2 separate regions of the Homo sapiens genome follow, and region 2 is linked to region 1. A link is a loop called in an ENCODE intact Hi-C map of the cell type or tissue named here. Cell type or tissue: uterus. All regions are shown on one strand. Links, peaks and the distances in the headings refer to the core of each region. The heading gives the core; the rest is flanking DNA.

Region 1 (15,173 bases), core at 4,243-12,242:
AAGTTGAGAGGCAGGTTTTGCCTTTTTGGTCTCAGTATGTTGGGAAAAATCTACTATTGACTGCGGAAATGTGCTTAGGCCTGCCTCAGATTTTTTTTTTTTTTTTTAAGATCTGTTTACATCTTGGTGAGATGGTTTCTGTCTTCCCCACTCTGGAAGTGAGCTGCAGCCCTGGTCCCTAGGTTCGAGCCCTGACTGAGGCTCCTTTACTGCGCTACACCATGCTGTGCCCTGTGCTGGGATGCTGCTATGGACTGAGCGTTTGTGTCCCCCAGATCCATAGGAGGGAGCACTAATCCCCAGTGTGGTAGTATTAGGATGTGGGGCCTGCAGGAGGTAATTAAGTTCAGATGAGGTCATGAGGATGGGGCTCCCTCGATGGGATCAGTGTCCTTATAAAAAGAGGCACTGGGGTCGGGCGCGGTGGCTCACGCCTGTAATCCCAGCACTTCGGGAGGCCGTGGCGGGCGGGTCACTTGAGGTCAGGAGTTCCAGACCAACCTGGTCAATGTGGTGAAACCCTGTTTCTACTAAAAATACAAAAATTACCTGGGCGTGGTAGTGGGTGCCTGTAATCCCAGCTGCTCGGGAGGTTGAGGCAGAATTGCTTGAACCCAGGAGGTGGAGGTTGCAGTGAGCTGAGATCATGCCACTGCACTCCAGCCTGGGTGACAGAGCGAGACTCTGTCTCAAGAAATAAATAAATAAATAGGCATTGGAAAGGTGATTTCTCAATCTCCCCATTGTGTGAGAACACTGCAAGGAGGCAGCCATCTGCAAACCAGGAGGAGATCCCACACCAGACATTGTGAGCTGTTAGAGCCTTGATCTTGGACTTTTAGCCTTCAAAACTCTAAGAAGTAAATGTCTGTGGCTTAAGTCCCCAGTCTGTGGTATTGTGTGACAGCAGAACAAACGAACTAAGCCACCCTTACCCCTTCTTCTAGAATGATGGGATGGCAGGCATGGGGAGGGGAAGGTAGAACTGAGGTACAGTAAACACACAAGTGTACATTTCTTAAATATTCCTTTGATACACTTTCACAAGTCACATACCAGTGTCACCAGCCCTGAACTTAGGGGGCAGAACATCACCAGCACCCCAGAAGACCCCCTCAGGGGCAAGTGGCTGATCTGCTGTCTTCCAGCTCAGGTAGCCTGGGCCTAGCTCCCATGTCGGGGATGTACTGGAAGGTGATGTGGGAACTTGGGGAGGGCCCAGAAAGGAGGAGGGAACATTGCACCCATGCTGCACACTGCTCTGAACCTTATAACCTGAGTACCCTGGGAAGACCACACAGCGTGTGGAGCTTAAGACCTGCTCAGGAAGAAAGCCAGGTCACGCTCTGTGCTCCCCGTGAGCACATCCCCAGCCACCCGGGCACCGGGAGGGCATCTGACCTTAGCTTTGCTCCTCTACCCTGGCCCTTGGGCTCTAGTAGGGGGGCAGACTGTGTGTGGCCCGTGTCCCTGGCTCATCCTGAGTGTCACTTGTACTATGACAGGTTCCTTGATGTCTGGGGAAGACAGGGATGGTCTTGCCTTCCTCTGTGTGTTCATAGTAATTCATTCATACTTAATGATAGTAATAATGATTATAGAGTAAGACTAATAATGGCTAACCTTGATGGATTACTGACAATTTGCCAGGATAACGCTTCCACTACAGTGCTTGAAACATAACCCAAGCAGTTGCCCACTCTTCTCTAAATGGCAACTTCCTGCCTCAAGGACCTTGTGCCTCCCACCTTTGTATCCGAGCTGCTGAGCTAAAGTCCCTCAGTCAAATGTCTGCCAAGAAAGAAAGCAGGGAAGGCCTTGCCGGAAACTCCAGTACGGAGGGTGTCTGCTGTTTCACAGGGAAAAGTTAACACCTTGAAAACAGAACCTCCTTAGTTCAGGAGCTATTTGGTCAAACTCATGGGCCTCCCACTGGGTCACCCCACCAACACTCACCTTTATAAGGTGTGAGCCTGAGTCAGGTGCAGAATAGCATTGAACTGAAAAAGGAGTTATGGGAGGGACCCCCACCTCGGCATGAAACATGGCAGAGGAAAGAGTACCTGCAGGCAGCAGCCTTTCAAGATGATTTGGGGCACAGCGGCTTTCTTCAGCTTTCCAAGGTACTTGTTTGTGATATAATTTATGTGACTCTGAGTAAATGCCACTGTCTTTACGACCTGACCCTCTGGAAGGCCTGGCATTTCTGAGTATCATAACTCAGGAGTTGGTGGTGTGCAGAGCCCAGCGTCACTGTGCTTGGTGCCACACAGCTTTGAATGGGAGGGGAAAGGATTTCACCAACGAGGAAGTTTTAGACATTTAGAGAAACTAGCAAGGACGCCGGGGAAAATGAGCAAGAGTATCCTTTGAATTTAGGTTCCTGCCCAGAGCATTAAGGAAAAGAAAATTTCAAGAGCATGGAGAGAACGGAGATCCTTTCTGCTGAAGATAGTTATGTATGGTTCTCTGATGCTATTTAAGATAAGCACCTGGGCCTGGTGCAGGGGCACACGCCTGTAATCCCAGCACTTAGACAGACTGAGGCAGGAGGATCACGTTAAACCAGGAGTTTGAGACAAGCCTGAGTGAGACCCTGTCTCTACCAAAAAAAAGTAAAAATTTATCTGGGCCTGGTGGCACACGCCTGTGGTCCCAGCTACTCAGGAGGCTGAGGCGGGAGGATCACTAGAGCCCAGAAATTTGAGCTCACAATGTGCTGTGATCGCACCATTGCACTCCAGCCCAGGTGACAGAGTGAGACTCTGTCTCAAAGCAAAAAAAAAAAAACAAAAAAAAAAAACAAAAAAAATCACCTTCATGAAAAGATTTGGCTTTGGAATAGTAAAAATATAAGTGGCTGGCTTCACTTTTCTTAATGAAGCTGAGGAGCTGGAACACAGTGCCCGCGTTTGAGCCATGTGAACGCTAAGGTGGTGGGTGGCTCCCATACTCTCCAGCTCAGGCCTCGTCATTTGAAACATAAACATATCAGGTAGCAGGAGATGGTAAGTGGTTAACAACCGGTCTGTGGGAGGAAGGTCGATTTACTGCATTTGCTCATTTCTGTGGTATAAATACTCCCACCTTGGCTGACTTCAATCTACTAACATAGCATCAAAAGGCGACGTGAGATTCCTGAACATTTATGTGGGCTACTGCAAAATTCTTCAAAATGTATCCATGAGCTCTGCCAGGAGGCGTGAGCAGGCTCCAGTGCACGGCTGGCACCCATGTGGGCAACCCAGGAGTTCCATCGCTGACACATCTCAGAGCCATCCTCACGTGCACCTGGAGGGAAGGAATCCACCTGAGGATGACAGCGGGATGTGGTGGAATCAGTTTGGAGAAACGCTGATGACCGGGATCCCGACTCCAATCAGAGGAAGTGGAACAGGGGATCGGTAGACAACTCTGATTTTAGATCTTCACACAGTTGCCCAAGTAAAAATTATAGAATCCAAGCAAGGAATCCCTGTGAAAAAGGCCTAAGAAGATGACTGGAACTCAAGTTAACCATGAGCCTCGGGTGCCGCAGGGGCCGTTAACAACTTAGGATATGTTAACAGAGCTGCAGCATCCGGGCCAAGAGAGGTGACCGATGCACGATCACCAGAGAAAGCCTGCAGAGGAGAGGCCAGCTGGGTGGAAACGGTGTGGAAGCACCAACCAGGAGACTCACCACACAACCGCTCAGTGCCAGGCCCTGTGCCTGCGCCACGCTCAGTGCCCCCCGTCATCCCTTCCTTTCACCCTCACAAGAGCCCAAAACACTGGGATTACCACAGAGCGGAACTTGGATGCAAAAAGGATTGAGCCACTTGCCCCAGGCTGTCCGATCAGCCTGCATGACCAGCCCGCATGACCAGCTTGCAGTGGCAGAGCAGGGCTGGACAACTGAGTCAGGGCTCCTGGGCTCTGAGAGCAGGGAAGATGGAGAAGGGGCAGCCTGGGACTCACAGCCATGTCCCCAAATAGTCAAGGTTTCATCATGTGGAAAAGGGAGGAGATTCTGTCTGCATTACTCCAGGGGGCGGAACCAGCAAGCACTGTGAAATGGCACCGGAGGGCCAATTTCACTCCATTTGAGAAGTTAGTGCTGTCCAGGGGAAAAGCTGCTCCCTGGGGAAGGTGCCCCACAGTGAAGGGTTAAAAACAAGCCTGGTCAATGAGGCTGGGCGGGCACGTCTGGGACAACCAGCAGATGCCTCCTACCCCACAGGCCTGCACAATACTGTCTTCCGGGGAAGCCCAATCAGTCCAGACGACAGCAGCCCTGCTTTAGTAAGCCAAAACTTCAGGGCCTAAAACAGGCACAGCCATTTCTCAGGTGTTCCATTTAATTCACATCCAGGGCTGCCACTCATGGTGCCACTGGGCCCCTGGATCCCGGGGCTTTCCAAGTAATGTGTGGCCTCCTATAAGATTCTGTGGGCAAACAATATATAAAATGTGTGCAGATATATGTTATGCCTAGTGTACATTATGCTATTAAATGCAAACCTTAACTATGTATTATACTAGAAATGTAGATGTAAATATATAGCTATCCCAACTCCTCTGCCCAGAAAAAGAGGGCAAGTGAACACCGCCTTTTTGTGTTAAGTGAAGATGACCTGCCCAGGGCTTTGTGCTCGAGAAGTACCACCTGACTCACAGCACCCGAGATGGAGGTGGGGGTGGACCATCCTCAACACCAGCTCTTCAAGGACACACAGAGCATGTATACAATGACTTGGCTATTTAATGAATGCTTTAATAAATAGGAAAATAAATATTTTAAGTATTAAAGTAAGCATTAACATAATAAATACCTTCATTTATCACTAATACTAGTTAGCATTTATTAAGTACCAAGATGAACACAGCTGGAAATGTGGACATATTTCAGTAAAAATGAGCCCATTTTCTTTTCATTCACCTCGAATCTGTGAAACATTCCTAAGATGCAAAATGCAGCAGTTTCTGGGTCCCAAAAGTTTCCCTGTTTCCCGAGGGGAAAATCCTTTCAACTCCCAACTGTCAGAAATCTCACTCCTTGGCTCTATTTTTGGTGGGAAACCAGGTTAAGGGGAAGCGTGGCAGCTGCTGTCTTGGGGTGCCTGGGGGGCAGCACGTGCACCTCACAGAAATGAGACTAGGAGAAGATTCAGGCAAGCACCCTCCCGCCTCGGCTGTGCCAGCGTCCTGCCAGGTGGCTCCCTAACCAAGGCCAGCCTGCGGAGCAGCCGCTGACAAGAGCACTCACCCCTCCAGGGCCGTCCCTGCAAACTCCACACTGCCCTTAGGCATGCGACTCTCAAGTTAATTACCTAACAAGTGCAGGTTGGTCTCCAGGCGAATGGCAGACTGGAAGAGGAGCTCCTCGCTGTTTTCCAGGGAGGATTCGGCTTCTAGGTGGCTTTGCAACCAGCAGGCATACTCTTCTTTACTCAGAACCTATGGGAGATACATTGTTGAGTGCTGCACCGGGCGCTGCTCACTGTGGGGCGGCCACCTGCACGTGCACCCTCGCGGAGACACCCCCACTCACTCTCTTGGCGATGCACAAGGTGCGCAGGCCTTCCGCCGCATACACGTTGAGGTAATTCTGAGTTTTGCTCCGAATCTTTTTTTGATGCCTCCCTCTGGCGTCAACTAGGTTGGAGAATAAGCAGAAACATGGGTAAGAACTGGCGCCTGTGGAATGGTCTTCAGACACTCCGAGATTTACCCCACGTCTGTTCGTTACTTGCGAATAGAGCACAAATTTTCATATAGAATTCAAAGCAAAAATGAGCTGTTATGTTTTAAAAAAGAGTCTCATCAATATGTTTGACTGTTTTATTTTATTTTTTTATAGAGACAGGGTTTTGCCACGTTGCCCAGGCTGGTCACGAACTCCTGGACTCAAATCATCCACCCGCCTCGGCCTCCGAAAGTACTGGGATTACAGATGTGAGCCACTGCGCCCTGCTGATGTTTGGCTGTTTTTAACATCCTTTGTTGAAATAAGCTCATGAAAATAAAAACTACATCAAAAGTCATTTGGCATCCTTTTGCCCAGCCTATTAAATGGAGGCTCACGTTCTTCCTGTTAATGAAAATTCTTACTTAATGGGAAGTGCACTTTCTATCCTCAGAAGAGTAGGATCCTTACAAGTAGCATTGCCAGATACAACAAACGATGTCTAAATATGGCATAGGACATACTTTTACTTAAAAAAGGATTTGTTTGTCTGAAATTCAAGTTTAACTGGACATTCTATATATACAGTTTGTGAAATCTGGCAACACTACTGACCAGTCATGAGGCCCGTGGCCCAGGAAGGATTATCTACTAATCTAAGTCCACCACCTGAAAGAGGACCCGGTAAGAGACCCTTTTACATGCCTGACCGTGCTGCATTCTCCACAGGGGTGACAGAGCCCTCAAGGGAGTGATCACTGGTTCTTGGAGGTGGAAAAATCTTACTCTTTTCTAAACAAAGTCTAAGTACACATATAGAACATAAACAGATACACAGCATATCTATGTTATTAAAAGGCCAGGAGGGGACAATTGAAAAAGAAGTCAGAAAAGACTCTTTATGGAGTTGATAATGGGGAAGAAAAACAGTTGCCCTAGAATCCTTTGCTTTAGGTATTTACATTTCCCGAAAGGATGATGCTCAAACTCATCTTTGTATTCCTGGTATCGTGGTAACACTCTTAGAAGATGCAGATAACCTTTTCCCAGAATCAGATTGTTCCTCGAGCAAAGCCGTGCCTAACTGAGGGGTTTTGGAATTGAAATACTCTTGATAAAGCTGTCCCATTGTCCTGAGAGGTGACATGTGGCGTGCACTGGGACGTGCGGTGGTACCGGGTGTGACACTGAGATTAACCACTCTCCAAAACAAAATGAACCGAGCCCAGGGAGGGAGGATGGGCCACTCGGGACCCTGGGTGCCCCAGACGAGGAGACGGCCCCACAGGTGTCTGCTTCTCAGGTGGACAATGGGGTGTTTCTTTGCAGGGCCATCTGCACAGAGCCTAGTGACAGGGAGCACCTGGCCCTGCCAGGCAGAAGTGGCTGAGCCCGTTGTCCTCTCCTGCAGACATGGACACACACCTGTGCCCCTTCTGGCGAGATCTGCCCCTCGTTCTTGGGTGACTTTTCCCTTACATGTCCTGCCGCACCTACCACTGGGCAGTCACTGCGGAATACCGAGGCTGGGCTTTGGAGGGTGGGGCCCTTGTGGAGGCTGGAATCGGTCTACACTCTGATGGGGGGTAGGAGAGGATGGGAAGAACTCAAGCTCCAAGGAGACCATCACCGAGGAGCTGGGGGAACCTCCGAAGGAGAATGTACTGGGGAACAGAGTGTGGATCCCTAGAGGCATTCAGTCAGCCCTGCTCTTCTCCACTTGCTGAAGTGATGCTGGGGGTGGCTGATTTCGAGCTGAAGGCATGGCAATTTTCACACTGCATTTTAGGCAACGGTCATGCAATATTAGCCCCTTCTTTCTGATGTTCCACAGCCACCCAAGTCCTGTGTGTCTTGTCTCCCTATGGTGACAGGAGGAATTCTGTGCCTGGAACTCAGCTCCTCGGGTGAGGAGTGACACCACCTGAGGGAGTGGGACCAGTGCTGCCCGGCGCCCCCTGCTGGGCAGGGACAGTCGAGAGCTCTGTGCTGCAGGACGCTGAGGCTGCATCTGGGTCGGGGCAGGAGCAGGAGGCTAAGGGGCACAGCTCCAGGTGCAGTCTGCGAAGATGACTCCAGTGCCCACTGACCCCAGACACAGCAGGGCCGAGACAGCTGCACCTGACAGTGGGCTGCACCTGATGTTCCCACCAGGAGACAGCTGGCGAGTGGTGCTTGCAGACCCACAGAGAGGCCCTCAGAGGGATGAGGGTAGCCTCTCTTCATGATTTTACCACGTGCTTTAAAATTGCTCCAAGTGATATTTCCATTTCTTCTAAGCTTTACAAGCGATATTTCCCCAATAAGGAGTTATCTTATTAAAATGGCAAACTAACGTGCAGTCCCTGCTTGTACATGCATGTACTCATCATGCAAAAAACATATACTGATTACTGCATGGTATCAATGTGTGAGGCCCACGCTAGGCAGTGGGCTACGGCCATCTCTCTGTCCTTGCTCTGGGAGAAGGCAGAGTGGCCTGAGGTTTACACCTTAAAGACCACTCCAAGTAGCAACGCCACCAAAGCATAAGCAAGTGGATCTTAACAAGAAGGAGCCAGAGACTTGGGAAAGGTACCGAGTGGACGCTGGACATCAATGTAACAGCAGGCACTGAGCTAGGGGCTCATGTGGGGACTTCCCGTGAGAGGCAGGCACTGTGATTTCCTTTGTAGATGGGAAACTGAGGCACAGAGTGAGTGACTCGTCCAGGGTCATCCCAGCCGTAAGTGTAGACCTGGGATTTGAACAGAGATCTGTGAGAATGGGTTGGGGTGGAGTCCCTGCTTGTTGCCTGACACCACACCTGCCAGGGCAGGTGAGCCATGGCCCCATCCTGCTGATATCATACAGTCACATCCACTATCTGCTCAGCCAACTCGGGCCTCTTCTGGTGAAAGTGTTTCGAGCCCTCTGAAGAGGGCATCAGATTAAGTCTGGAGTGGGACACCTCTGTGCCCTCCTCAGTTTGTCACCTACACACAGGTAGTAAGTTGATTTACACAGGCAGAGCGATTCCCAGGCACAGTGAGCCCTCTGCAATGAGTCTGCACCTATCCACACCCCTCCACCGCTCCCCAAGTAAAAGGCGAATGATCTGTGCATAAGGGCAGGCGGTCACAGGTGGGTAACTTCGAGGGGACTCCAGGGCCCTCCTGTAGTCGTTCTCTTGGGAAACTGCTGGGGTCTCTGAACTTCCTGAACCTTAACCTGCCCAGTGTTGACACGTAGATCTTCCCTATCCAAAGCTGACTTCATGCACTGCTTGGAAATTCCCAGAGGAAGGCGGAGATCAACACAAGCCCTTGATTAACTTTTCCTATCAATGTCATGGTTTTGATAAGGTGAGAGTTGAGACAATGTCATTACCTGGCCCTTCCATGATGCCATGGATTTGAGGTTCTTTTTCTTATCTGCAGTTACCTGGTTATGGGAAGCTCCCTTCCTGAGACCCAGAGCAAAGCCACGCTGACGATGCCAGGTCTGAGAGGCTCCCCGGCCTGGGCAGGGGCTCCCCTACCCCGACTGTGAGTTTGATTTTGAGTCGGAGGAGAGCATTGTGGATTGTCTTGTAACCGGCATCAGGTGCCTTCCCAACTTGCAGACAAACGAGGAAATCCCTGGCTCACTCAGGGGCCTCTGGAGGCCAGGCCACCACTGTTCCTTTTGCCATGGCCCTCGGCACCTGCTAGTGAACAGGCAGGGGGGCCCTGCCTCTTGATAATGCTCTATCCACTCTGGGAAGGTACCAGAAAAGCAGGAGTAGGAGAGTGAGCAGGTCGTGACGCTAAATTCATTCAATTGAAAGGCATCCAGTTTTCTGGGTTATCCTTGGTAATTTTTTGGGGGGGACGGGGTGGAGTGTGAAATGTGGTCCTTCTTTTATGAAATAATGGCTGATGGTATTAGTGAGACTTAGTGACAGCAGTTCTTTTTGTGTGTGTTCTGCTTTTGAGGTTTTTACTCATGTAAAAAAATATGTTGCCAGCAAAGACAAGCCCGGCAAGTGCTGCGGCCTTCCTTGCACAGCTCACAGGGCTCCCTGCTCTACAGGACTGGACAGGCCTCGCCTGCCAGCGCTGGGCAGCCCCCACATGCCAGGGCCACTCCATGCCTTCCCCTTAGACATCACCCGTCATGCTGTGAAATCTGAAGCCCAGGACCCCTTATGTTGTCTTGAACCCAAGGCTGTGGAATAAGAGAGATTTTTTTTTGCTGTAGAATGAAATCACTCAGATAATTGCCCTATTTATGTTTTTCTTTTGTGTGGATGTAAACAAGAATCGATTTTCAGAAGAAGCTTCCTAGAACTCAAACTGTGTCCATGAATTGGATTCTTTGCTGACTCCAAGGCAGAGCCACTGCAGTGGGAGAAAGGGAAGATCTCGCCCCGCGGTGGTCATCATCATGGAAGGTCATCCAAACTCCTCTCAGAGACACATTTGCAGATTTAGCTCAGCTGCCTTTTGGAGGTCACAGCTCTGTGATGGGGACATGGATTTCCTGTATGAAGCTCTTCCTCCCATCCAATTCTCCATCATGAGTGGTCCTGGGCTTCTGTGCCAGGGGTCCTCTCCTGAGGCACTGAGATGCTGGCAAGAAAGGCCAGTGGGAGGTAAAGTACTCCCTAGCTCCAACTCGGAGCTCCAGAAGGGAGCAACCGGCTTATAGCATTTCCCAGCAGCTGCTGCCCAGAGGTACTTCCAAGGTGCAGCAAATAGGAAGCCCGTGGCAGGCAGTAGAGCCTCAGCAGGGCCCCTAGGCTCCTGCAGCATCCTCACCTCCACCCAGTTCAGTTCCCTGGAGGTGAGGCTGCACTCCTCCGTCCTCTGAGCACAGAGGGAGAGGTGGGTGGCCAGGTTCCCTTTATGAGGGGGGCTCGGCCCTTCCCCTCCCAAGTGCCAGAACAGAGGGCAGTGGGGGAGGCCAGCATCCCTTACTTCCTGGGCCCCCACTGTGGCCCAAGGCAGCCCCATAAACTGTGGCCTGGATCTCTCTGCTGCACCAGGTCCACAGGGCAGGAAGAACTTTCTAGAGCTACTAGTCTAGATTCTCAACCTTCATTGTTCAAATTTAAAACGTGACACTCTTCAAGTATCCTCTGACCCCCCAGTTCTTGGAGGTGGGGGTGTGCAGGCATGGAAGTCCCCTGAATACTTCCTAGTCCAAACCCTTCAAACAGGCAAACACTGATCTGAAGAAACCATGCAATTCTCCAATGGGCATTTCTGTTGGAAAAGGATTAATGAAAATCACTTTACTCAAGAGAAGGAATTGGGTGGGGATATTTCTCAGGACCTCCTCCCCCGAGCTGGGGTGCAGCTGGGCAGGGGTGGGAGTACCTGAAGAGCAGGGCTGCAGGAGATCCATGACCACTGAGTCGGCCCCCTTGGTGTAGACGTTGATCTCATCGGTAAGCGGGTGCCGGATCACCACTGACATCCTCTTGCGGACGGAATCGAAACCCAGTGTGTGCAGGAGCTCGAAGGTGAGCCTGCCCAGGTGGGGCAGCTCCACTGACACTTGGTCGTGCAGCCGCTCCACAAGCACGCAGTTGTAGGCTCTGGCCGCATACACCAGTGCGGCCTCATCCGGGCTCTCCGCCTCGTACCGCAGCTCGCGCTCTGACTCCTGCTCCTGAGCAAGCTCCGAGGCCCAGTTGTCCGCCTGGCTGCTGTAGCCGTTGCTGGCGATGGCCGAGGTGGGCTGGCCCAGCCTCTCCTCCAGCCTGAGAAGCATGCCGTCGCTGGACGGGGTGGACGGGAAGCTGGAGCCCAACTTGTGGCTGGACTTGTTGGCGGCCAGGCTCCCGATGCTGCTGCAGCCTGAGGTCAGGCAGCTGGGTGTGAACCTCCGCAGGAAGTCTTCTATCGTCTTCACCGGGGACTTCAGCTCAAACCTCACCCTCACCTGCAAGAGAAATGGTCAGAAGGCAGGTGAGGGAACTGCTATGTCCCCCAGAGGCCCCACCCTGGTTCCCACAGGATGCTCCAGGCACTTGGAGGAACAATGACCTCGCTTCCCCACTGGGGTCTCAGAGCACAGATTTCCCATTTCCCAGATTTCAGGCATGCATTGAAATTGCAAGCAGAATAGTGTCGCAATAAACATGTTGTGCACATGTATCATAAAACTTCTTAAAGTATAATAATAATAATAAAAAAAGAAATTGCAAGCAGAGACAGTACTCCTTCCTTGAGATCGTCCGCTGGCCTCTTCCACTTCTCTTAAACAAAGGTTATGCAAGATTCTTTCAGAACGTGATTGCCGAGGGCCCATCAGTGAGGCCTGGATGTATGCAGGGGAGTTGCAGCTGGTGGCATCTGCAGGCTTCTTTTGGGGCTGTCCCTGCACTACAGTGTCCCCTTGCTTTGCAAAAAAACAGCTCAGGGGAGCAGGCTCACCATTGCCTGGCACAAAACTGGGCATTTTTTTTCCAATTAAAAAGTCACTTAACAAACCATCAGTTTATACTTCCTTTGAATTATGTCTATAAAAATTTAATATACAAATCACATTTCCAGTCCCCAAATAATCCTTCTAAGCGCATTAAATACACTGACAAATTGAGGATCCCAAACATTGAAACAATATTTTAACCACCACAGTAAGAAACAAAATGAATGACACATATACACACACACACACACACACACACACACACACACACAATTGTTAAAGTTTCAAAAAGCTCAATGATAGGGCAACAGAGCCACGCTTTTTTCTTGCTCTTTATTGAAAGAGCAAATGTCAAAACAACCAAAATACTGAATTAGCAATTCTTAAAACTGCAATTTTACCATTGCATCCTAAGTTGTGAATTACAGTAACAGCCTCCAGAAAAATCAGGTGTTTGGTAAAGCAAGGTGCATAGAGCCAGATTTTGATACAGGTGCTTTTCCTTTGGTCTTGTTATGACTTTAAATACGCTACATAGCCAGCTGGGAGACATAGGCACCTGCACAGCAATCCCTGCTGGCTCCAAATGTCCTCGAAGGTGGCGCTCACCAACCAATATGTGGGAATAGAAATGCACCCAGAGACATCTTCACCTGCAGCCTGAGTGTGGGTGATTGATAGGCTGTTCCCTAGGTGGAACTCAAGCCGTGTAACCTTCAGCACAAGCCTCAATGACGCTGCCATCTCTCACCCTTCATTTAACATCTGTCAGTCAGGGTCTAGCCCAGAAAAGGGGCACTTCCTGCAGGGATATACACCAGAAGGGTTTTTAATGCTGGGGGCAGAGCCCAGAGGCCAGATGGGAGATGCTGAGGCAGCCAGGAGATGAACTGCAGCTTCGGGAAGCAGCTCCAGCCCAGGGCTGCCGGCCTAAGCCTCAAGCCTGCTGGTCTCTGAGTGGCAGGCCTGTCCACTTGGGAGTCACTGGGTCCAGGTACTGCCAGACATGCTGCTGCAGCAGAGAAAATACAGGCCACCTTGTTCACCCCACATCGCCTGCGGAGGGACCTGCTGGAAGGGCAGACCCAGGAGGCTGGGAAGGGATCCTGGGAGAGTCGGGGGCTGGGAGGTCTATGACACACACCTACCCCATTCAACATTCAAAACTGCCTGGTTCCATATGCATATCACGCTTCCGTGCCCCCTACACTGCCTAGCCCACTGTAGGGCTTTCTGGGGTGCACTGGGTGATAGAGGAGCTTTCACACGTGCAACCTTTCCTCTCTCAGGAGAAAACCTTAATGTCAGACTGAACCAAAACCAATTTGAGCATTGCTATATTTCCAGTGTCCTAAGTAGCCTCTGATCGATTCTCGACCGCTTTTCATTGAAGAACAATCTTCGATGCCCCATAAATCCTCCCCATGGCCCCACGGCCCAGGCGGGCACCCCAGGCACAGGGAGGAGGCCAATGTGTCTCCAGCTGCATGGCTGGTAGAGTCAGGGTCCATGTGCAAGCTCCTCGTCCCAGAAGCTGGGCCCCCGGCCTGTCTTGTCCTCTCTCCTGTGTGGATCTGGGACCCTGAGGCTCGGGGAGGTTGTCCTGGGTAGCCTCCCTCTGGCCCTGCCCCAGGCCAGGCAGCGAAGGAAGGACCCAGGCAGGCAGGGCCTCCACACACCCACCTGCCTACCTGAGGCTGGCCTATCTGGCTGCCCTGTGTCCCTCCCCTCCCAGGCTCAGAAGTCATCTCTGGTGGGCTGCCCCCTCCCACTTGGCCCCAATCATAGCCCCTGCCCACTATAGCCTGGGGCCAACGCTGCAGAACCACAAGCACTGTTTTGCCCAGTATGAAGCACCCCACCGCATCCCCCTTAGGTCACGATGTGCCAAGAGCGCTTGCTGCAGGAAAGGGAAGGGCGCCTGCCCTCAGGAGGACTGACAACCATGGCCCGCAGCGCAGAAGGTCAAGGTCAAGCTCAGGGACCCTCCAGAACTTGCCTTTGTTCGTGGCTGATCCGGGGACGTGACGACGACTGTGTTGCAGATGGTGAGTGCGATGAAGAAATCAAAGACGTCAGACAGCTCAGGCGAGAGGTGGGCCAGCAGGTGCTCCTGATGCCTCGCCACGGCTAGGCTCTTGTCACACTCACTCACCTTCTCCAGCAGCTTTGGGTCGGGCGTGATATCCTTCTCCTGGGAGAAAGGGAGGCTGGCAGTGAGTCCCACCCAGTAGCCTGCCGAGGATCTTGGGGCGTGACTATTTAAGGTACTTTGATTTTATTATAAGCTGTAAACAGAACTTCATCTCTCATATACATATATGTCATTTTATAATTGTAAATTACTTACAATTTTAATTGCACAAAATATACAGAGCTTCTATCCACTTTGTGAAAACCATGCTTCAGCATTGCCCTCTAGTCTTTTCGCTCTACATTTAAATTTCACATAATCAAAATATTTTATATACATATTGGTGGTTTCCATTTTCTCCAAAACATTATTAATTGTCTGAACTTTTCCAGGCTTTTAAGAATTATTTAAAAACACATTTTAACAACTTGAAAATGGATATGTCATCATTTATTTGACCATCCCTTTATCACTGGATATTTAAATTTCTTTCAGTTTTGCTGATGTAAATTACACATTGATAAACTTCCATATGTAGCAATCCTTGGCTGAATCGCTAAATTGCTAGACGAGAAAGTTTGAATACTTTAAATACTCTTGACTCATACTGAAAAATGCTGTCAGGAAACCTTGTTCCAGTGCAGCCTCCCTCCTGCCAAGCGTGAGAGCCCCCACTCCCAGGGGCCCTGTAGAAACCCACCAATCAGCGTCCAAAACTCGAAATCAGCCCTATTTAGATGGCAGCTTCTCTGTGGGTTTAGAAGCACATGAGAGAATGAGGCCACCACAGAGTAAGCAAGGGGGATTCATCCCCTCTGCTGCATTGGTAAAACATTTCAGAAGTGAAAGGCTCTTTCAGAGGTTATTGCTCACTTCTCGCCTCTCCGTGCTGGATGATGGTGGTCCATTAATGTCTGGGCGGCTGACAAGGCCAGGCAGAAAGTATTTTATGGATTTGGGCTCGTCTAATTA
Region 2 (15,173 bases), core at 3,938-11,937, 64 kb after region 1:
GGGCAGCAATCAAATTCCCTTCTGCCTGTTCTGGTCTAGAGAGCCATTCCCTAACTTTACCATGGTATTCACAGGTGACACTCACCGCTGCAGGCCTTTCAGCCTGAGAGTGCCAAGGTTAGAACTGCAATTTTGGTGCATCATTCTGGCAGGTGCTGCAGCAGAACGTAGGGCTTCCTGCAGAGAGGAGATGGGTGGACACGCTGTGGCACCCCTGAGACGGTGAAGGGGGTGCCATGCAAGGCTGCTGTCACCAGGAAGCAGAGGATGGATGGAGGCTGCGCCACATCCCGGACAGCGAGTCTGCTGGGAGACCTGGATGAACCAGGGCTCAGGCAGAGAGGCATGGGGTTGGGGAGTGCTGTAAGAACAGGATCTGGAGCCCAATGTTGGGTTTGCAGCACAGCCCCTCCTCTGACTGGCTGCATAGTAGGGTGAGCCCATTGACCTGTCCAGACCTGGATCCCTTTATTTGTAAAATAGGGAAGCAACTGTACTTATCTCAGCGTGGTGGTTCTTAGTGCAGAAGAGCCTGGAGCACCCCAGTGCCTGGCCCACCCCACATGAGGGGAGTCAGAATGCAGGGGTGAGCCCAGGCCTTTGGGACTTCTAAAGCTCCTCAGGGGAATCCCACCTCGGCCAATGAGACACTAAGAGGCTAAAAACTAATGCGTGCTAGCTGCCTGTGCTAAGTGCTGGCAGATGTTCTCTGCAGCCACTGCAGTGAGCAAGGACCCAGCCGCTGTCACCTCGCTGAAGTACTGTGCTGTAGACAGAGGTAGGTGTGCTCACTGGAGTATGGGACCCTTGCGGGCCCTCTGTCTGAGACGCATCTAACATGCCAACCTGGATGGGTGCATGGGCAGGCACTGGGCATCCCTGACCTGGGAGACACTGGGGTGAACATGGGGCCAAGGGGGTCCAACGGGCGCACCAGGGCTGGCTCCCAAAGTCCCCTCACCCCTGTGAGGCTGGTTCCTGGACTTGCACGTGCAGAATCTACAGGACTTGGCAGCTGGTTCTCTGCACTGGATGAGGGACAGCCAGGTCAGAGGGAACCCCAAGTGCTGGGCCGGCATGACGAGGAAACCGCTGGACCCTTCACAGGACACAGCACGCGAGCAGCTGCGATGGAGGGAGGGTCAGTGGCTTGGGCCTCCAGAGCTGTGGGCTGGTGAGCGGCAGGGGCTCCTGGGCCACTGCTCCTGTCACTGTGGCTCACAGTCATTACTGTGGACTTTCTGTGAAAGATGTAATCTGAGAAAAAATGGCATTGTCTGTTTAAAAGAAAAGCAGTGCTTCCTGATTCCTTCTACTTGCAAGTGTGGACTGAGAGGCAAAGCTCCTGGCTGGGCACCTGGACTCCCATCCTGTCCACCCCAAGTGCTTCAACCCCAGACCCAGGTCCAGGTCCAGGTCCCGCCTTGTGTTTCCAATTTCTAATTGACTCTCAGCAGAGCTCTCTCTCTCTTTTTTTTTTTTTTTTCTTTTGAGACAGGGTATCACTCTGTCATTCAGGCTGGGGTGCAATGGCACAATCTAGGCTTACTGCAACCTTAACTTCCCAGGCTCAAGCAATCCTCCCACCTCACCTGCCCAAGTAGCTGGGCTAATTTTTTTTTTTTTTTTTTTTTTTTTGGTAGCAATAGGGTCTCAATTTGTTGCTCAGGTTGGTCTCAAACTCCTGGGTTTATGTGGCCCTCCCACCTTGGCCTCCCAAAGTGCTGGGATTCCAGGTGTAAACCACCATGCCTGGTAGAGCCCTCTTTTCACTACTGGTGTAAAACAAGTCTGGATTACTTTTATAATGTTAAACAAGCAGGGAACAGGAAAAACACTACGTATTGCTTCCGTAGAAATTATGTCTTCCTTGAAGGAAATGCTAAGAACTTTTAAAGGAGAGTTTAGTTAAGGGTTGAAAGGTTTTCCCTCACTATTTCTAAGGGAAATGTTTAATAGAATTTCTGTCCTGACATTGCTTATTAGTGCCTTGACTCTCACACACACATGCATGCACACGCGCTCCAATACTGAAACACACTCTAATCAGATTTTCGAAGTCTGCCCCATAGTAAAATCCTAATTCCTTTTGATCCACTGTTATCCACAGAGCTTTTACTTTTACATGCATATAGGCTGGGCATGGTGGCTTACACCTGTAATCCCAGCACTTTGGGAGGCTGAGGCGGATGGATCATGAGGTCAGGAGTTCAAGACCACCCTGGCCAACATGGTGAAACCCTGTCTCTACTAAAAATACAAAAAAATTAGCCGGGGGTGGTGGCGGGCGTCTGTAATCCCAGCTACTCGGGAGGCTGAGGCAGAGAATTGCTTGAACCTGGGGGGGCGGAGGTTACAGTGAGCCGAGATGGCACCACTGCACTCCAGCCTGGGTGACAGAGGGAGACTCTGTCTCAAAAAAAAAAAAAAAAAAAAAAAAAAAGACATGCATATACTAACCATAACCATCAGCTTCCTAGAACACTGCAGCCAGCCGGGGAAGTGGCCATCCTACCCGGGTGCCTCAGCCTTCAGCTAACTTTCTGGAACTGCAGTTTCTAGCTGTAGGTTCATCATGAGAAAGCATTTCCTCTTCCTGACAGTGGAGAGAATTGGGATGCAGTGAAATGGATTGATCTGAGGTGATCAGCATGGTGATGCCACCATCCAGGAATGGCGGTTACTTTCACTCCGAACCTGCACTGTGAGGGGTTGAATTCTACCTTCCCCAGATTCATGCGTTCAAATCCTAACCCTGGATACCTCAGACTGTGCCCTTATTTGAAGACAGTTTTTAAAGAGGTAATAAGGGTTAAATGAGGTGACTGAGATGGACCCTGATCCAACAGGACTGGTGTCCTTAAAGAAGAGATCAGAACACAGACATACACAGAGGGACGACCACCTGCAAGCCCAGGAGAGAGGCCTCAAGTAAACCAACTCTGTCGGCACCTTGATCTCAGACTTCCAGACTCCGGAACTGTGAGAAAATAAATTTCTGCAGTTTAAGCCGCCCAATTCATGGCACCTTGTTATGGCAGCCCAAGCCAACTACGAGGTGAGCATTTAAAACACGACCCGGGCGAGGTGGGGAGGGGCCCCACCCATGTTTTCAGCCATCACAACACGACCCGGGCGAGGTGGGGAGGGGCCCCACCCATGTTTTCAGCCATTCCAGACTTGACCACAGTTGGGGATCGGCCCAGCCCAGCCCAATCAGCCTGAGCAGCGACAGCAATGGTGACGCTGCTCTGCAGAGATGGCCCTGAGGGGCTTCACGGCCAGGCCCTGCGCCCCAACTGTTGGCCCAGAACCTGGCCCACCACTCACTTGGACCCCAGCAGGCCAAGGGGCTGACTCCCTCTGAGTCTCAGTGGCTCCTTTGCTAAATGGGAGTAATAACAGCACCTTCTCAGAGCTGCCAAGAGAACTAAATGAATGAGGGCCTCACACAGGCAAGTGCCCAGTGTCAGATGGCACTGTTACCCAGCCAGGAGAAGGGAGTAGTGGGGGTAGTCACTCTCACCAGAGGGTTGCAAAGGAAAATAATAAATCTCAGGACCCCCAAACTTAGGCCCAGAGGTGGAGCCAGGCAACACCCTGTTCCAGATGAACCGCTCTCACTGGCATTACTCATCATCCAACGCCCCAGGGACAGGCAAGAGGCCTACAGCATCTCTGCAGGGCTGCCCTGCAGGGCAAATGCACCTGACAGCAATACCTCAAGCCTGCCCTGAGGATGACTCTGCATGGCAGATGTGCCTGAGTATGTGTGCTGAGCTAGGACATCTGGGCGTGGCCAACCCAGAGATTTGTTCTTTGTCTATGATAAACATCTGAGCTCCCACCTGTCCTGTGGAACTCGGGTCGCACAGGGGATTGAGGCCCTGAATTTTGGGTTAAATGAAGGCTTCCAGGTAGAGGTCGTTCAGGGGAGGGTGTTAAGTGAAAATGCTGTAGAAAGTGCATGCTGTTTATAAGCGGTAGTGGTTTTCCTTTTCAGCCCGCCACCACCAGACTCTCTCCCCTCTGTGTAAGCCCCTAATCAAACCCCGTGTTGCAAGTGCTGGCTCTGGGTCTCTTCTTCGGCCTCTTGGACTTGTGCCTTCCCCACTGAGGTTAACAGGGGTGCAGCACAACATGCCCCCCGGGATCACTCATGAGGACATTGTTTGCTGGCCACCCATAAACAAGGACATGCCAATCATAACACAAAGAGCCCGGCACGGCAGCTCACGCCTATAATCTCAGCACTTTGAGAGGCTAATGTAGGAGGACTGCTTGAGCCCAGGAGTTCAAGAGAAACCTGAGCAACATAGTGAGACCTTCCTATCTCTATAAAAAATAAAAAGAAAAACATTAGGTCTGCGATCTAAGTCTAGCTTCTAAAACTAAAGTCTGTTGGATTCCACATTAATAATGTCCACTAGAGGCTTATCTTCCCAGCTACAGAACAAAGACAAGACTCCTCCCTCCACCCACCCAGAGATGTCTGCATAATTGACTCTGTGCTTTTTCTCTTCACACATTGACTTTGTCTGATGTAAAAATGTGGATTTACTGGACACCAACTGAAGTCTCACAGGAAAGTGACCATTCCCTGGCTGCCTACCTGCCCCTCTTCCTGTGTGCCTCCTCCTCCTTTAAGGAAATGTATGAATACTACACCTCCTGAAAGCCACCTTTTTTTTTTTTTTGAGACAGAGTCTTACTCTGTTACCCAGGCTGGAGTGCAGTGGCATGATCTCGGCTCACTGCAACCACCTCTGCCTCCTGGATTCAAGCTATTCTCCTGCCTCAGCCTCCCAAGGAGCTGGAATTACAGGCGCCCACCACCACGCCTGGATAATTTTTGTATTTTAGTAGAGACGGGGTTTCACCATGTGGGCCAGGCTGGTCTTGAACTCCTGATCTCAGGTGATCCACCTGCCTCAGCCTCCCAAAGTGCTGGGATGACAGGTGTGAGCCATCGCGCCCGGCCTGAAAACCTCTTCAGAAATCAGTCTGTGATTCCTATTTTACCGGGACACATCCTAAAGCTGGCTTAACAAACCTCAATTGATTGATACTTCTGCCTCAGTCACTCATTTCAGTCATCAAGGGTTACTAGCTTTCTGAACACTGACTCAGAGCCACCCCAATTCCAGGTTCTGGGCTGTGGCTGAATCTCTGGTCCATAGGAGATTTGCAGAAAAGGTAGGGCTCTCTCCTCCGAACGTCCCCCACCCACCCACCAGGCCCTGACGTCTCTGATGCTTGCGGCAGTCTGATCTCAGCTTCAGAACCCGACTTTGCACCCAAAACCTTTCCCTGCCCACTTTTAGCTTTAAAACAACACTCAAAATCCCCGAGAGGGGTTTCCGTGGCCCACGCAGGCTCACTGGGCCGAGATGGAGATGTCAACCTCAGAGTCTGTCCTCGCAGAATTTCCTGTCTGGTGGTCAAGAATCCAGAATGCTTGATAAAGGCCGGATGAGCAAACCAGCTATTTGAAGTTTTGTCCAAAACAAACCTACATCCATAATGCTTTGAAGTTGGCCTTCTTTACCACACAAATGAAAGGGCTTGTTTCTCGCCAAGGGCTGGTGCCAGTGCGGCAAAGGTCAGTTGTGACAGGTGAGTGGAACGACCCTGAAGATCTGGCACAATTCCTAACCTATGAACACCCCGGCATGCACCCAATCCCCCACTCTCCGGAACCCCAGGGAAGACAGCGTGGCCAGCAATGACACTCACATTTCTTGTCCTTTTACAGTTTTGGGAGGCGGGGAACATAAGGCCTTCTGACAGACACACTACTGAAAAGGGCTTTGTGAAAACTGACAAATTGAAGAAGTTTGCAGGCCTGATCTCAGCTTGGTTAAAAGTCTCACTGGGGTTCACGAAGTCATTTCCTTGGCACACGGATTATTCATTAGCAATGGTGAAAAAGCCCTGAATTAATTTCGACACTAAACCCAACTGAGATGTCAGGAAGCCCAGTTTCATCCACATCCCAGTAGGCAATAGTGTTTCCTGAAGTCGAGTTCTTGCTTTCCTTAAAGGTCGATTCCTTTATAAGGTCTGGTTTATGTGACTATATGAAACTGCAAATGTGTTCATGGATCTCTGCTGCTGTAGACGGGCGAAACTCTAAGGAAGCCCTAATACCACAGTGAGAACCAAAATACAGCCTTCCACTTGAGGAGCACTCGCAAACCGAAAGCATTGCATAGGTTGAACGAGGGAAGCTGGCTCTTACCAATTCACAAAATTAAGATAACTCCAATGTCTGCGGAGGTGCTCTGACAGGTCTTGCATTGTGCTCTGTGGACACAAGGAAGTTCCCTCTTGTTGAAAGCTGTGCTCACAAAACAAGCAGAAGGGAAATGACACACAGCACAGGGCCTCCACCAAGGGACAAAGGTTCCAGAGTCCAATCAGCAGAAGTGGATTGCGTGGGCACCCCTCACGTAATGCATGGGCTCACAGCAGGTCCTCAATAGTGAGATTGGAAACTCCAGATTCCCCTAGGGAGCACTCTCTTGCAGAGCAATCCACTTCTGCAACACTATATCTTAGCCCAGGAGGGAACATTTATCCTCTCCTAAATTTAGAGATAATAGAAAGTGACAACCTAATAAAGCAATATCACTTCATTTTGCTTTCTTCTTTGGAACATACACTTACTTGCACACTCACTTGCAAAAATGTTTGCACTCACACCTGTCTGCATACACACTCACACAAACATACACACCTAAACATCCACACACACACACACACACACACACACACACACATATTCACTCACTCATGAGGAGATGCCTAGTGTTAACTGCGTCGATCTCACATTGTCACCTCTTCCTACTGGTAAGGAAATCCCTGCTCCAGAAACACACATACACACAGAGGAAGTTTCAAACCCTTTGCAACTGCTGATGCAATTAAACTACATTTAGGAAAATTGGAAATTTTATTAAATTCCCGTTTTTTTTTTTAAACAGTGAAAATATAGTTAAAGAGAAAAAAAGCATTTCACATTGTACGCTACCTTGAACAGAATTAAAACATCTTACTGCTTTGGCTGTCTTTTTACTTCTGGAATAAGAAATGATCATTTCCAACCACACAAAAAATTTTAAGTTTCCACACAATATAAGAAGATCTTTTTGGATAAATATTTCAGACTAGCCAAATTATTATCAACTTCATGGCATTAATTTATTCATTTAGATCAGAGGTTCGGGTGCGGTAGCTCACACTGGTAATGCCAGCACTTTGGGAGGCCAAGATGAGTGGATCACCTGAGGTCCAGAGTTCAAGACCAGCCTGACCAAGACGGAGAAACCCCGTCTCTACTAAAAATACAAAATTAGCCGGGAGTGGTGGCACATGCCTGTAATCCCAGCTACTTGGGAGGCTGAGGCAGGAGAATCACTTGAACCCGGGAGGCAGAGAGGTTGCAGTGAGCCGAGATAGTGCCATTGCACTCCAGCCTGGGCAACAAGAGCAAAACTCCGTCTCAAAAAGAAAAAAAAAAAAAAAAGATCAGAGTGCTGGTGCTGCACTCTCTGTACATGGTGATTTAATAGACTATAAATTAAAGGCAAAGAATCCATTATGAAGTCACCAGAATTTAAAAAAAAAATCTTCTTCGGGCCAAACTTATATTGCCATGAAATAAACACAGTTAATATGAAAAAACATGGTATGTCTCAAATAATCATATTACCTACAGAACTGAATTTCTATGAATATCCACACTTGTTAGAATTAAAAATTTAATCTAAATAAAGTTATTGTATTGTCAAAGTCATTTATTTCTGTCTTTCCTGTTACAGATTTAATGTCCTTCAAGAAAATTATGAGATTGTTAAATTTAAAAACAAAAATGTCTCAGTATAAATTATGAGCTTGTTGACTATCCTTGAATGTATAAGAGAAAAACATGGAAGCCTCTTTGTAAAGGCTTAAAACTGACCGATCTAATTACCATACCCAGGCAGCTGTCTTTATTTTCCACTTAGATGATAGATTATGCTGCCTCCTTCAATTCCACGGCCAATGTAGCTAAATTTCATTAAAGACTAACAACTTGAAAAGCTTAGGGAAAAAGAGACTTGGGTACAAAAACTACCTTGCAAATTATACTTTTTCACTTCTAGTTTTCCTGTGATAGAGACAATTTTGGAAGCATGTGTAGGTAGCAGTTTTTTAAAAAAAATATTTTGTCTTCTACATATTTGGACTTTTGAAGTCACTTTCTAAGCTTCTGAATTCTGTCAAGTAACTTGGGGTGGGACTGACTCTCCTTTGTAAAGAAAACCGTGCTGAGTCAGAGCCTGAATACACCAGGCCCCCCAGGGACTGGTCACAGTGTATTCACAAAACAGAGGGGAAACCCTGTCTCCGCCTTGGCATCACTGCTGACCTGACTGTGAAGGTACGTGTTTAAGAGCAGTGTTTGTCCAGCCTAGGAAGTTTCCATACTCCTTTTATCTTTCTTCCTTATTTGGAACACGCACCACTGTGCACACACACACGTGCACACATGTGCACACGCCTGGGAAGAGTCAGCAGCAGATCTTCCTGCAAGCCTGACAATGACTACTCCCCACAGCGCTGCACAGAGGACGTGGGTGTGGCTGGGATTGTGGGCACTCATCCAAACAGGTCCACCCAAGAGACAAACTGTTGGAAACTATTTTCTCAGTAAATTAACCCACACAGAAGTCACCTCTGGGACGGCTCTTCCCGACACTGACGTGTCCTCTGGGTCTGGACTCTCCAGCTGTTCTCAAGCAGGACAGCCCTGTCCCCGCCTCACCCCGGCTGAAATTCCAACACTCATCTGACATTTCATATCCCTGTTTCTGCTTTCTCGTCTACAGTTAGCACCGAAGACTTCAACCGTCTATCCAACTTTTCACATAGATCATGTAAGCACTATGGCAGGAAAGATGTTCCCCAGTTTTGATCAATGCACCTCCTAGAATGGCGTTAGAAACATAATAAATGCTCAGTACGTATCTGCTGAATGAATTAAAACTTACAAAAATGAGTCTTTGAAAACACTGAGTTTTATATAAAATTATCAGTCTAGGGATCTCCTAGTTCTGCAGAAATGACAAATGTTACAAATGAACTAGAAACTGCTACCCACAGAACATCTGAACGTATGCACCTTCGTGGCAGGGCTGCACGAATGTGCAGGTGAGAGACAGCAGACACCCCACGCAAAGTGGAGGAACCCGCTCCGAATCCACACTGACGGATGGGGTGGGGGAGGGGAGGCACCTTGGGAGAATCTCCTGACTTCACTTTTTCTGTTTCTCATCTATAAATTGGTGTGATAATCATTATCTCACAAGATTTATACTTAAAATTCTGTGAAATTGTGTTTAAAAATGTTTGCTCTACTACAGTTGTGGGAGATACAGTAGGCCTGGCGTGCAGGAGGCTGAACAAATGTGAGACATTGCCTGACAGTGTGATGCTCCACACGGGGGCCTCTCTCAATTCTTGGATAACATCCATTCAACTCCAACTCTTACATCAAATCTTTACGTCTCAAGATCTCTGTTTCTTTTGCCAGAAGTGAAATAGCTGGGTGATTTAAGGTCCCGGAGCCATCAGCCCGGTGTCTAGGCCTCGCCTTCAGATTCTGGGGTCTGGGTGGGCCATGCCCACCGCCTTCCGGTTTTTGTTGTAGCCCCTCAACACTGCGCACTTTTTCAAATGCTCTTCATTAAATACAACCCTATTCCGCCTCTGGGGCACCATCTGACGGACGTCATTCCCTGTAGTGCCTGGCACCTGAGACCTCTCCATCCTGGCCTTCAGAGTCAGTTTCAAGCTCCTCTTTCTGGAACCTCCCTTGACCTCTCATGGCCCCAAACCCCTAACAAAAGCCCCCTGGACTCATCTCACTGCTCCATACTGGGCATCACTGGTGAATAGGCCTGAGTCCTCCACGTATTGGTCCCATGGCTGGTCTTTAGGTGGGGTGTGTGTGTGTGTGCATGCGTGTGTGTGCATACGTGCGTGTGTGTGTGTGTGTGTGTGTACCCGTTCCGCACTGCCCACTCCCTCCAGGTTTCTCCAGGGCTTGGCCTGCTCCACACTTTCCCCATCTCTCAGTCCGGGGTACCCTGGACATATTCCTGCAGGCAACATGGGCCCTCTCAAGCCCAGGCTGCTGCTCCATGCACCCTCTCAAAGGTGGGGCTCCACGGCGCTGCTGTCTAGAGAGCTGTCACCAGTCTTCATCCACTGCAGCGAGGGCCTGGCTCCAGCAGCGTCCAGCAACTGCTCCTGGCATCTAGCAAGTTCTTATGCTTGGCACCTCCCTGGCAATAGCCTCCCCGGTCCCCAAGGGAAGGCTTCTAGCAAGTTCCACCAGTACAGCCCCTAAGTACCTTTCCTGCCATCCCCAAATTTAAGGCTGTGCCCCCTGCCATGGTTCAGGGGTTGGGAGGGTACTCTTCCCTGAGTGGGAGAACTCTGTCTCAGAGCCAGGGGCAGTGGCTGTCCCTTCATCAGCTATTCCCATATATATATATTGGAGACAGAGATAGGGTCTCTGTCCCCCAGGCTGGAGTGCAGTGGCATGATCACAGCTCACCACAACCTCAAACTTCTGGTTCAAACCATCCTTCCCATTCAATCCCTTGAGCAGCTAGGACCACAGCTGCACACCACGATATCTGGCAATTTTTTTTCTTTCTTTCTTTTTTTTTTTTTGAGATGGGGTTTCTCTGTGTTGCCCAGGCTGGTCTGGAATTCCTGGCCTCAAACAATCCTCCTGTCTCAGCCTCCCAAAGTGCTGGGATTATGGGCGTGAGCCACTGTTCCTGGCTCCTATATTCTTCAGGGTCCTCTTTATTTCTTTTTTATTTATTTTTTTAAAGATAACAGCTTTATTGAGATATAATTCACATATCATTACTTCTTATAACCCAATCCCCAACTAAGAATTCTTCACATCAGACTTTCTCTGATTGAATCATGTGTGGTTTCTGTCTCCTGACTGGACCCCGCTGGATACCCTAAGTTCCTGCATTAATGACACAGCCCGCTCTTCTCCTTAACCTAAGCGTTGCAAATCACTTCTAATTTAAGTGATTTGCAAAGGGGCTCCCACTTCCAACTGATCATTCATTAAACTGGTAAAATATTATATTGTATTTCACATAAGTCAGTGTACAGATTATTACCAGTTCTTAACCTGTCTGAGACAAGCTAACTCAGTATTACAAAAAAACTAATTGAAACACAGAGTACTTAAATGTTCTTGGCATTTGTGGTTTTTCAATTGCTGGGGTTTAAAAGTCAAGAGACTTGCTTCCTTTACTTTCAGTGGGGTGGTTCATAGATTTCAGAATATAATGCATAAATGGGAATTTGGATACCAAAAAAATGTCTTTGGACCTTTAGGGAAAGAGAAAAAAAAAAACCCAGAAAGTCGGGGGAAAAAGGTAATTGGGACCAGAATGTGCATGCAGGTAAAGAATTTTGGTGCTAATAAAACAATTTTTTAAAAACCCTCAGAATTGTTTAGGCTGTTAGTTTGGCCATTTTGACCAGATCATGGCTCAAAGCTACTTCCTCAGCATTCCTGGGGCCCTGAGAAGGGTGACGTAGATGTGTTGGTCTGCAGCCGTCCTCGAGTTTCAAACATCTAACTTGTAAGCAGCTCATTTATATAAAGCACCACCGAGCTATGAAGTGCTGCAGTTATTGTTTGGGTAAAAAGTGGGCGGGAGAGGACTGTAGATACGACTGGGTTCAGAAGTTGAAGATCAGAAGATAGGAAATGGGGAAGTTCTTCTTTATTTTTTTTGAGATGGAGTCTCGCTCTGTCACCCAGGCTGGAGTGCAGTGGTGTGATCTCGGCTCACTACAACCTCTGCCTCCCGGGTTCAAGCGATTCTCCTGCCTCAGCCTCCCGAGTAGCTGAGACTACAGGCATGCGCCACCACGCCCAGCTAATTTTTGTATTTTTAGTAGAGATGGGGTTTCACCATGTTGGCCAGGATGGTCTCGAATTACTGACCTCAAGTGATCCACCCGCCTCGGCCTCCCAAAGTGCTGGGATTACAGGCATGCGCCACCATGCCCAGTAGAGGAAGTTATTCTTGAGAGTTGATCAAGGAGATCTATCTGCGGCGTTCCCCTACCTGCCATGCCAAGTGTGCATGCTCCACCCTCCAGTGCTTAAATTCTGCTGTATTTTCCACCTTGTCTGAGGTTTCACCAGTAGATACTCATCTGCATTTGTTTAAGTGGCACTCACCCTCTGTGTGCACAGGCTGCTCCTCTCAGAGGTGACATTCGAGCTATCAGCCCTCTGCCTGCCCCTAACTCTAGCTGAGACCCCGGGAACTGAGAGGGGATGCTGTCCCTGGCTGATGTCAGTGTTAGTTCACATCCCTGCAGAGGAGACGGGGCCAGGCCTAGGGGAGAAGCTGAGAGTGAGACGGGCTCACGCCCCTGACTTCCTGAAGAGAGCCGGGGGTGGGGGGTGGGCACGAGGGCCTGGGGCGAGGGGGTGGCATCGGATGGGGCCCACACCTATCACCAAACCCTGGAGCACAGTCATGGAGAAGCTGGGCGCCGCCAGGCTGTGCCTCGAGGGGCCCCTAACTCTTTCACCAGCTCTCCTGATCTAAATGAGAGCACTCCATTAACAACAACAAAAAATACTATTTTTAATTTTTATGTCTGCTTTGCCTTATTCCAAAAAGATTTGAGGCAGCTCACAAAAATACACTTGGCATAAAAGAAGGTTAAAACACACACACACACACACACACACACACACACACACACAGAGTAAATGAGGAAATCATGGCGGAAATCAGCCCGGTTGGAACAGTCAGGCAGACGCCTGCCGCAGGCAGGCCGGGCGGGCGAGGTGCGGAGTACCTGGCCTGCTGCAAGTGTGTCAGGCATCTCCCCCTGTGACGGTGACCGGGGGCATCTAGAGCGGAGACAGGGATGCTAGAGCCCCCCACAACCCTGCCCAGCCAATCGCTCACCGCCCCACTCCCTACAGTGCCCTCGCTGAGGTCCACAGACAGCAGAGCCCACTGCCCCAGGGAAGCCCGATGGGCTGGTGCCGAGGCCGATGGGGGAGGGCACTGTCTGATAGAGGAGGAAAAGCCCAGTGGCATCCTCCCTGTGAACCAGAGGCCGGCTTCCCCACCCTTCAGGGCAGGCCGACTCAGACTTGCTGTCTAGGCCAGAGCAGGGCTGGGAGAAGGAGGCTTGGGAGGAGAAGGCTCGGGCCAGGCCCATTTCCTTGTAGGGTCTTCCTGATCTCTGAGGGCTCCTGCCCCTGTCAGTTCACCTGGCATTAGCACCTCACACTCCCGGCACAGACCTGGCGGGTGGGGCCCTTTCTCCCTGGAGCAGGGACAGATGTTGGGCAGCCCAATGGAGTCGGTGTGTGCAGCTGTCACACGTGCTTCCCTCCAGCCTCTCACCCCTCACCCTGCTGCACGGTGGCCAGGGCACACCAGAGGCAGGATTCAGCTACGAAGACCTCGCGCTGAACCCAAACACCCTTGAGGAGAAAATGTTCCTGAGCATCCTGGTGGGAACAGGCCATGACTCCTGCTGCGTTGCCATTTAGTAAACCAGTGAAACAGCTAGGTACGTGTTGACCATCAGCTGCTCATAAATGTTCCTTGTAACTTTACAGGAACAAATAACATTCTGCGAAACTTAGACATGCACAAAAGAAATCAGAGTCAGAGAAACTGAATCCTGCTTCCCACAGTCACAGGCGGGTCATGGGCTCAGGTAGGTCAGGGGTCCTCTCAGACCCTCAGACTCGTCTACTAGGAAAAACAGCCTGGTCTGACAGACAGGAAAATGCAGGTGCTCTGAGCCCCAGAAGGCTGTCATGGGGACACTGTGTGGCTGTAATGCCTGCAAGGCCCTGGAAACGTGGGTCACTTACAAGCTCCGAGAAGCCGCGGACCACCTGCCGCCGCTTCAGGTTGGTCTCTCCATCCAGGTTGGCGGTCTCGATGTGGCATAGCCCGTCGGGGTCACTGGAGGAGAGCAGCAGAATGTCCGCAGGGAAGATTTCGTTGCAGCGAAGACGCACAAAGTCTCCCACGTGGATTTCTTTCCAGAATCGGTTCACGTATTTCTTTTCTTCCCTAGAAAACAGATTTTGATTAACAAAACTCACGAGACATTGGTCGTGGCTGGATCTGGGTGATGGGCACGTGGGGCTCATATGGCAATTCTTTCTACATTTGCATAGGCTGAAAATTTTGATAATAAACAGGTGTTTTAAAAAGAATATTTGGCCGGGTGTGGTGGCTCACGCCTGTAATCCCAGCACTTTGAGAGACCGAGGCGGGCAGATTATGAGGTCAGGAGTTTGAGACCAGCCTGACCAACACGGTGAAACTCTGTCTCTACTAAAAATACAAAAATTAGCCGGGTGCGGTGGTGCGTGCCTGTAGTCCCAGCTACTTGGGAGGCTGAGGCAGGAGAATCACTTGAACCTGGGAGGCAGAGGTTGTAGTGAGCTGAAATCACACTACTGCACTCCAGCCTGGGCTATAGAGTGATATTCCGTCTCAAAAAAAAAGAAGGAAAAAAAAAAGAATATTCATACCACTGAAGCTCACTCAAAGTAAAAGAAGAAAAGAGTATTCATAAAGGCCACATATTGTATGACTCCATTGAACAAGCAAATGCATAGAGACAGAAAGTGGATTTGTGGCTGCCAAGGGCTGGGGGAAAAGGGAGTACCAGTCACAGCTTAACGGCAAGAGGCTTCTTTCTAGGAAGATATGAATATTCTGGAATTAGTGACAGTTGCACAACACTGAATGCACTTGAATTTTTCACTCCAAAATGGTTAAAATGACCATTCCTAGGTCTACACTCAGAAGAGCTGAAAGCAGTGACTGGAACAGGTATAGCAAGCCAATGTTCACAGCAGCATCACTCAGAATTGCTAGGAGGTAGGATAATCCATGTATCCATGAACAGGTGAATAATAAACAAAATGGAGTATTATCCAGTCATGAAGAGAAGTGCTATAATACTGAAGACATTGTGCCAAGTAAAATGAGCCATTCACAAAAGGACAACTCTTGCCGGTTCCACTTAATATAAGGTGCCCAGTGGGGGAAAATTCAGAGACAGAAAGTGGATTAGGCACC

Evidence for each region. Hi-C counts contacts between places; a loop is a spot of excess contacts. Peaks named below come from ENCODE experiments on the same cell type or tissue, not always from the same donor. Only the 100,000 strongest peaks of a DNase experiment are listed, where the experiment ranks them.
Region 2: a loop joins it to region 1, with 5 times the contacts of the local background. A loop is called at or near these places in 3 of 110 quality-filtered maps.

The regions. Positions count from the first base shown.
Region 1 is chr15:25,702,664-25,717,836 of GRCh38, forward strand. It overlaps ATP10A (ATPase phospholipid transporting 10A (putative)), which reads right to left. Exons shown (of 21, transcript NM_024490.4): 9 at 14,067-14,261; 10 at 11,011-11,578; 11 at 5,534-5,637; 12 at 5,313-5,439. Among named protein-coding and RNA genes, the nearest start is that of LINC02250, 130 kb to the left of the region's middle. In uterus, for the core only: a CTCF peak has its summit at 7,621 (motif pointing left); a DNase peak (open chromatin) is centred at 7,624.
Region 2 is chr15:25,767,071-25,782,243 of GRCh38, forward strand. ATP10A (ATPase phospholipid transporting 10A (putative)) reads right to left here. Exons shown (of 21, transcript NM_024490.4): 2 at 13,949-14,153. Among named protein-coding and RNA genes, the nearest start is that of MIR4715, 74 kb to the right of the region's middle. RefSeq lists an enhancer at 2,702-3,203. In uterus, for the core only: no CTCF peak of the experiment used is centred there; a DNase peak (open chromatin) is centred at 8,606.